Linked DNA regions of Homo sapiens: region 1 is linked to region 2. A link is an interaction called in ENCODE POLR2A ChIA-PET data of the cell type or tissue named here. Cell type or tissue: Panc1. All regions are shown on one strand. Each heading gives the region's core, and the rest is flanking DNA. Links, peaks and the distances in the headings are about the cores only.

Region 1 (4,394 bases), core at 279-4,278, 130 kb before region 2:
CACCTCTAGGTGACCTGACAGCTTGCCAATGTCTGTTCAGAGCCCAGCCACCTCCCCAGAACGTCAGGCTTGTGTGCTGTGCTAGGCGGCCCCTGAGATGACTCCCATCTTCCTCACTGCCTGGTGTTCACACTGCTTCCTGAGGGTGGGCTGGATTGCTTCCGAGATTAGGCCTCTGTCTTGCTGGCCCTCTCTTGCTCTCCCACTTGCTCACTCTCATGAAGGTCGGCTACTGCGCTGTGAGCCACTCTGGGGAGAGTCTCGCATGCCAAGGAACTGGGGACAGCCTCCAGCCAACAGCTAGCGAGGGCCTGAGGCCCTCAGTCCAACAGCCTAGGAGGAACCCAATCCTGCCAATAGCCACATGCATGAGCTCAGAAACAGATCCGCCCCAGAAGAACCTTCAGATAAGATCACAGCTCCTCAAGTTCAGTCTGTGAGATACCCTGAACCAAACAGGTTGCAGCTAACTCCTAAGCAGATAAGCTGAGCCATCAGTGCTGGCTCAGTCTGGGGAATGGACCTAAAGGTAAGACCCAGCTAAGCCACACTCAGATGGCTTCCCCTACAGAAACTGTAAGATATTATTTGTTGTTTTAAGCCACTGAGTTTAGGAATAATTTGTTACACAGCAGTAAATCAGTAATACTATATTTAACTGCCTACTTAGCTTGGATGCCTAAAGAACATCTCATACTTAACACTGCTAAACCAAATCTTGATTTCCTGTCCTAAGAATTGAGGGAACAGAACACACCAAAGATAAAGAAACATAGACTAAGTAGAACCACTGTGCTCACAGACAGTGCCGAGGGAAATGCAAGGGCTCAGGAGACAGACCTAGCTGAGAAATCTGAGAAGGAATCAGCATGCATGGGGAAGTCAGGAACAACAACGGGCCCATGGACGCCAGGGTGATACCCCAACTCAGGGGGAAGCTCAGGCAACCCTCCTGTTGCTTGTCTGACTACATTACATGGGTTGGTTGAAGTGGTAAACTGTGAGGCTACCTGCACGACACTGCTCCCCAGACACACAGCCTCGGCTCAGCAAGGAAGGACATTGCCATCATGACAAAAAGCTGCAGAAACTCAACATCAGGTGCATGTCATCTCAACCTTAGAAAACCACCTAAAACTCAGTCATGCTGCTTAAACGCTTTTTTGATGAGAATCTGACCGAGCACTGACAGCGTTAAGGAATGCTTTCAGCTTCCTGCCTATGTGGGCAAGTTTGGAATTTTATTCTGACTCTCCCTCAATAAAAGGGGCAAAATTAGAGCTCATCCCCAACATACCTTTGTTCCAGGCAGACATCGGGGGAGAATCTCCAATCTGAAAATTTAGAGATAGGCTCCTTTTGTATGTTTTGTGTTTTTGTAACACCCTATATGAAGACTGTGTGCAAAATAAATTATGTTCTTTCACACATGTGTGCTCATTTGCGCTTCATACAAACTGTGAAATAAATAGAAAACATGCCCTTATGGCCATTTTAAGTGGAAACTGAGGCTCAGCAAAGTGAGTGACTTGCCTAAGATCACTGGCTGGTGTGTTCTGGAACGCACATGAATCAGGCTTCCTGATGTTCAAGCATACAGAACTCACTTGTTCCTTCACAGTGGAGATCGCTGCTCAACCTTTAGCTACATCCACTCCCGATTCATCCACTTGTCTGGAGAACAGGACCATAACCATAGCTGCATTCACCAAGCCACTGAGGAACCTCGAGAGAAAAAACCCTGCAGGAGAAGAGGAAGCCAGATGGGTCCTGCATGGCTCTGTGGTCAGAGGCAGGCGAGCTCCTCCACATGGCCTGGCAGTGGACAGCAGGTTTGTCCCCAGGCCAGCATCTCAGTGGACTGATTGTTTAGCCAAACCCTCTCAGAGATGTGAGCACACAAAGAAGGGATCCTGGTGCCCCATGCAGGGTGTAAGACAAGAGGGTGGTGAGGAACTTCTCTGGTTTCAGGCACATCAGGAGTTCAAGGGTCTCAGGTGTGGTGCTGGAGATTGGCGGAGGTGGGGGTGGCATCAGTGTGAGGCTGTGGGACTCAAAGACACCGCAGCAGTGCCTGGAGGCCAGCTGTGGGCCCCATATACTCACCACCCAGACACGATGAAGCCCTTTGCCTAGCTGGGATACTCACCTTGTGGTTTGCAGATTTTTACAAGAGTGGATGGATTCCATGAGAGGAAACAAGCAAAGGTGCTGAGTTTTGGGTCTAGTTTGGTGCCCAGTGAAAGGGAGGCAGCACCCACAAGAAGGGAGAGAAGGAGGGAGCCGAGAGTGAAGCTTCCAGGGCTTTGCACAAATGCAGCAAGGACTTTAGACCTTGAAGCTGTAGAAGCAGAGGTTCGAGGCAATCCTATCTCAAAAATCCAGGGATGTCACTGATGACCGATTACCCTGATAATGAAATGAAGGCCTGGAAGGTTTCAGGACTTGTCTAGATCATCCAATCCCAAGCCAGGATTCTTTTTATTTCTATCATGATTTTACATGTTACACCAGATCACTCAGCTCAGTGAGAATTCCCCAGCTGTTTCAGGGTGACAGCCTGACATTCACGTGATAAACATCTGGCTCTCCCCAGCCCTTTCTAGCCCAGCTCAATTTATCCTAAATGCCAGTTTCTGCCTGTCCTGCGGATGTCTACTGAATCTAAAGGAATGCTCATTTCCTAAAGGTTTGCTCCTGTTACACGTGAAATGACAGGTCTTTGCAAATTCATCTCTAGCTTATTGATTCTGACAGCATGCTCCAAGGGGCATGGTGTGAGCGTGGACTTCCTGTGAGGAGACCACCCAGGAGTGACGGTGATGTTCTCAAGCTGTGTCTTCCTGGCCAGCACAAGAAGGCACTGGGCACTTCGCTGATAACAGGCAGCAGGCTGTCCATTCATTCATTGGCAGCTAATCCTGCAGCTGAGATCCAAGCTCTAGATTTGTAATGACTTCAGGTCATGGGGCTATTGGCCTCTTTTAAGAACCTTTGAAAAAATGTAGGATGGAGACAAAGTTCAAATCAACCTGCAAAGTGGAAATGTCACAGCAGCCATTCATGCCTTCCTTCTGCACAGTTTGATGAAGTAGACTATGTGGCTAGCTCTGAGCTGCATGCTTGGAATCTGCTGGTGAGCAAGATTACACATGGTCTGTCTTCTAGACTGAAATGCAGGAGGCAGACCAGGCAACTCTTACACTGAAGCACCCAGCAGCCATGCAGCACCGTGGCCCAGGTACTCACAGAGAGGCAGGCAGCCCAGGCAGCCAGAATGCACACACGATTAGCTTGGGTGAGAAAAGCCGAGGGTGCCAGCACAGCAGCAGGCCAGCAATGGGTTGTTAGTGATGTCAAGGTTGTGAAGAAGCTGGTTCTCTGAGAACTGTACTTCAAGAATTTTACTTGTACATCAACCCAGACTCCTGGGAACTTTTCTGCAGATGACGGCAGAGGTGACATGTATTTGAGCACTCATTTCTCCACAACGCCCTGGCTGGGCTTCTTGGATTTCAGCTATCCTCATGAGTCCATGTATTGTGACATTAAAAAGTACAGATCTTAGAAACTGGCATAGCCCTACCTTTTACTAGCTGTGTGATTGTGAACAAGTCTCCTAACATCTCTGAGGCTCAAATTCCTCAATTGCAAAATGAAAATAATTATAGGATTGTTAGAAGATATATCAGTCAGGGTTCTCCAAAAAAAACAGAGCCAATAGGAGGAGTGTGTGTGTGTGTGTGTGTGTGTGTGTGTGTGTGTGTCTTTTATATATAAGAAATTGGTTTTAAGGAATTGGCTCACAAGATTATGGGGCCTAAGGCCAGGTGCGGTGGTTCACGTCTGTGATCCCAGCACTTTGGGAGGCCAAGGCCGGCGGATCACCTGAGGTCAGAAGTTCGAGACCAGCCTGACCACCATGGTGAAACCACATCTCTGCCAAAAATACAAAATTAGCCGGGCGTGGTGGCGCATGCCTGTAATCCCAGCTACTTGGGAGACTGAGGCAGGAATATTGCTTGAACCTGGGAGGCGGAGGTTGCAGTGAGCCTGGGCAACGAGAGCAAAACTCTGTCTAAAAAAAAAAAAAGAAAGGAAAAAAGATTATGGGGCCTAGCAAGACTGCAGTCTATAGGGCAGGCCTGCAGGCTGGACACTCAGGCAGGAGTTGATACTGCAGCCTTGAGGGAGAATTTCTTCTCCTATGAGAAACGTTGGGTTTTGCTCATAAGGCCTTTCACTTGATGGCTGAGGCCCACCCTTTTAATCCCCCTTACTTAAAATCAACTGATGGTAGATGTTAACCACATCTACAAACCACATTTCCACAGCAACACCTAGATAATATTTGACTCCATAACTGGGTGGTAATACTCTAGCCAAGTGGACAC
Region 2 (4,394 bases), core at 280-4,279:
TCACTAGGGAAATACAAATTAGAACTACAATGAGATAACACAATACATCTATTGGAATGGTCAGCAAGGGTATGGAGCAACTGGAACTATCAATCATTGCTGGTAAGAATGTAAAATGGTAAATGTAAAAATGGCAACATGTTGGGAAGAGTTTGACAGTTTCTTTTTTGTTTGTTTGTTTTTTAGAGACCAGCTTTCTCACTCTGTCACCCAGGCTAGAGTGCAGTGGCGTGATCATAGCTCACTATAACTTCAAAGATCTGGGCTCAGGTGAATCTCCCACCTCAGCCTCCTGAGTAGCTGGGACTACAGACACACACCACCACACGCTGCTAATATTTTTTATTTTGTACAGACAGGGTATCACTGTTACCCAGGCTGTTTGAACTCCTGGCCTCAAGCAATTCCCCCAAGTTGGCAGTTTCTTAAAAGCTAAACATACACTTACCATATGTCCTAGAAATTTCATTCAGGTATTTCATCATTAGAAATGAAAATACATATTCTGTATCAGTCAGGGATTGACCAGAGATGCAGAACCACTAGAAGATATTTTATATTTTTAAATATATATACACAGACATTTTTAAGGGATTTATTATAGGGATTAGACCTTATGCAATTATGGAGGTTGATTAAACAGTCTGAGTGTATTTTTGTTTTCTGGAGTTGCCATAACAAAGTAGCACAAACTGAGTGGCTTAAAACAACAGAAGTGTATTGTTTTACAGTTTTGGGGAATAAAAGTCCAAAATCAAGGTGTCAGCAGGGCTATGCTCCCTGTAAAATCACTAAGGGAGGATTCCTTCTTGCTTTTTCCTGACTTCTGGTTATAATCCTTGGCTGGCAGCTGCCACTGCCTCCATCAGCATATGGTGTTCTCCCTTGGCGTTTCTGTCTTCCTGTGGCTGTCATAGAAGGACATTAGTTGTATTGAATTAGGAGCCCATCCTGAGCCAGTATGCCCTCATCTTAATTAATTATATTTGCAATGATGCTATTCCCAGATGAGGTTACATTCTGAAGTCCTGGCAGGTAGGGCCTCAACCTACCTTTTGGGGAGATACAATTCAACCCTTAACAGTGAGGTTGCTGTTTCTGTGGCTGGTGCTGAATCCTAAAATCTAAAGGGCAGACTGTCAGGAGGGAAAGAAAGGCATGAAGTGTGGGAAGCAAGGACAACCCAAAACCCGCAAGACTGAGCTGACACTGAAATTTGCAAGAAACCACAGGTTGGGCTAGAACCCGTAACTATCACTCACCAACATGAAGCCCCAACTTCAACACTGGGGCTTTCTGCAGGAGAATCTGATGCCCTCATCACGGAGCAGTCAGAGAAACCGAAGGAGTTTCCAGCAGAAGCTGGAACAGCTGTGAACTCACCCACTGACCTAAGCCAACCAGATGATGGACAGATTCCCAACAATGTGAGACAGAGCCACATGCCCTCCCCGACCTGCTTAGTGTAAAAAGATGCTGCTCCTTCACTCCCACCTTCCTCATCTCATGTGAAATGTCTCCAGTGGCCCACACTAATCCAGAGGTACATAGGAAAAGTGAATTTGGGGAAACATGGCTCCAGCGTAGGCCCACTGACACAATACACATCTACCAGGGCTTACCTGGTGTTAGCTTAACATCCATTCGCACCTCTTAACCATGCTAAAGTTGCCTCCCAAAAAGACCGTGGTGACTGTGCACAGTGGCTCACACCTGTAATCCTAGCACTTTGGGAGGTCAAAGCAGGTGGGTCACTTGAGGCCAGGAGTTCAAGACCAGCCTGGCCAACATGGAGAAACACCTTCTCTACTAAAAATACAAAAATTAACCTGGCGCACCTATAATCCCAGCTACTCTGGAGGCTGAGGCTGGAGAATCACTTGAACCCGGGAGGCAGAGGTTGTAGTGAGCCAAGATCGCACCACTGCACTGCAGCCTGGGCCACAGAGTGAGACCTTGGAAAAAAAAAAAAAAGGCAAAATCATGCTTCTGCCTAACAATGAAACTTTCTCTCATCCAACAGAAAATGCACTAACCCTCTTCTCTTTATTCATCTTTGAGTGATATTCATTCTGCTTGTAACTAAGTCGCATTCCCTTTTTGATATCTTGTGACTTAATACTGAGATATAAAGTTAACTACCATTAACACATATTATGTTGTATAGTAGAGAAATTAAGTAGAGGAATAGGAAAAAACTGGTCAGCTGGGTATGGTGGTGCATGCCTGTAGTCCCAGCTACTCGGAGGACTAAATGGTAGAATCAGTTGAGCCCAGGAGTTCAAGACCAGCCTGGGCAACATGGCGAGAGCTCATCTCAAAAAATAATAATAAATAAATAAACTGGTTAATATATGCACAAATACATTTATATCAAGATAAAGAAGACATATTCAACACTATTACCTTCCTCATTTCTCAAATTGGTTGTGTGGTTTTTGACTTACATTTATAACTACCTTCCACTACTCATTCTATATTCCCCTTGGAATTCCCCATGTTCATGAATAGGAATTCCAAGGGGAACACAGATGGAATATAGATGGACATAGATGGACATAGATAAAATATTCTCCTTGGAATATGCCCTCCTCAGTGAGTCCAAGTTCCTTGCCTGGTGACTCAAATCTTCATTCCTGAAGGGCCTGGACCATGATCAGTCCTCTGTGTACTAGGTTGGTGTCACTTTCTATTGACATTAATCACAGACACATAGAGTACATACTCCTCACCCTCATTGTGAAGTGGCAGTCCAATTTCTCCTTGGTAATTAGGATCAGTCACCCTAGGTGAGAAAGGAACCCCCTTCCTTGCTTGTGTATTCACTGGCACGAGGAGATGGCAAACTCAGCTGTCAGTTTAGTGGAACCACCATTGTATTCCCTGATGGAAGCATTCCCCCCACAGGAGCTAAGATTTCTGCAATAGCAGAGCCCAAAGTTACAGGAATGGGAAGGAAAAATTACTACCCGAACACCAGGGTGATAGTGAGAAAAGCCACTCCCATTTTGACCCCATGATTCTTGGACCCATGAATCCTGACAATGGGAGAAATAGCATCATATATTGGTCACTGACTTAAAGCATCCTGCAGGACATAACCCCAGGCCAGCAGGGTGTTGCTACCCAGCTGGTGCTGTAACTGAGCCTTTAAAATCCATTCCACTGTTCTAATCTGGCCACCTGCTTCACTGTGAGGCCAGTGAAGCCCATGATCAGAAGCTCATATCTGTACTTCCTTTGCTGTAAGATTACTTCCTTGGTCAGAAGCAATGGTGGTTGAAATTTTATAACAAATAAAATTAAGCCCATGGATGGTAGGTTTGGCAGAGCATTGTAGTAGTCAGGGAAGGCACATCCATATCCAGAGTAAATGTCTATTCCAGGGAAGACAAAGCACTGCCCCTTCCATGATGGAAATGGTCCAATGTAATCAACCTTCCACCAGTTGGTTTTCTAGCCCAGGGAATGGTGCCATATTGGCGTAGATTTCTATCTTGGCAGGCTGAGCACTCAGCAATGGCTGGAGCCAAATTGGCCTTGATGAGTGGAAATTCATGTTGCTGTGTCCATACATAGCCCTGCCCCCATGGCCATGATATATGTAAGCCCACTGGGCAACAGTGGCTGGGGAAAGAGACTAGCTGATGCTGTCAGAATGAATCATCTTATTCAGCTGATTTTAAAATCCTCTTCTGTTGTGGCTGCTCTTTGGTTAACATTCATATGGGATACATATTCTCATGTTTTGTGTGTGTTCAGAGGTATCCATATGCCTCTTCCCCAGGACTCCTTGTCACCAGTTTTCTAATCATGTCTCTTGGAAGTCCCTGACCATCAGACTAAACGATTAACCACTCTCTGTGATTTTGTGTAGATCTGTAACTCACGGACATCTTCTCTTCTAGGTAAAATGAACACCCACTTGTATTGCTCCAAGTTCTGCTCACTGAGGGGGTTTTCCTTTGGCACTGTCCTTCACGGGCACCCCAGAGTGGAGATGTAGTGCCTCAGCTAGCCACTTTGGGTAGTACCAGCACTATAAACTATGCTCCAATTTGTTTTTTCCTCCATCAAGTGGTCATAGGAAACTCCCCATGAAGCCACAGATGCAGACTGAGGGGAAGCAGTCAACTTGGCAACAGTACTGGCCAGGCCAAGCGCCTGTACTACTTGCTCTTGCAACTTATTTGTGTCTGCAGGACCTACTTGGGCCCAATCTCATATTCCATTTGATGATGGAACACTGCTGTGTGCACCCAACTTTCTGCCTTGGATCAAATGACTCTTGTTCACAATGGAAACTCAGGTCAAAAGACAACACGGTGGCCCATGGTGATGCATTCTGTGTTTATTATTGATAGTAGCTAGAAGATGTTTCTCAAAAGGCGAAT

What was found. ChIA-PET counts read pairs that join two places held together with the same protein. Peaks named below come from ENCODE experiments on the same cell type or tissue, not always from the same donor. Only the 100,000 strongest peaks of a DNase experiment are listed, where the experiment ranks them.
Region 1: POLR2A ChIA-PET joins it to region 2 with 6 read pairs; 3 of 35 experiments call an interaction of 5 or more read pairs at or near these places.

Annotation. Positions count from the first base shown.
Region 1 is chr13:30,854,618-30,859,011 of GRCh38, reverse strand. No RefSeq gene overlaps it. Among named protein-coding and RNA genes, the nearest start is that of LINC00545, 26 kb to the left of the region's middle. In Panc1, for the core only: no CTCF peak of the experiment used is centred there; no DNase peak of the experiment used is centred there; H3K27ac peaks cover 789 bases.
Region 2 is chr13:30,724,641-30,729,034 of GRCh38, reverse strand. It overlaps a transcript of ALOX5AP not described here. Among named protein-coding and RNA genes, the nearest start is that of ALOX5AP, 8.7 kb to the left of the region's middle. In Panc1, for the core only: no CTCF peak of the experiment used is centred there; no DNase peak of the experiment used is centred there; H3K27ac peaks cover 253 bases.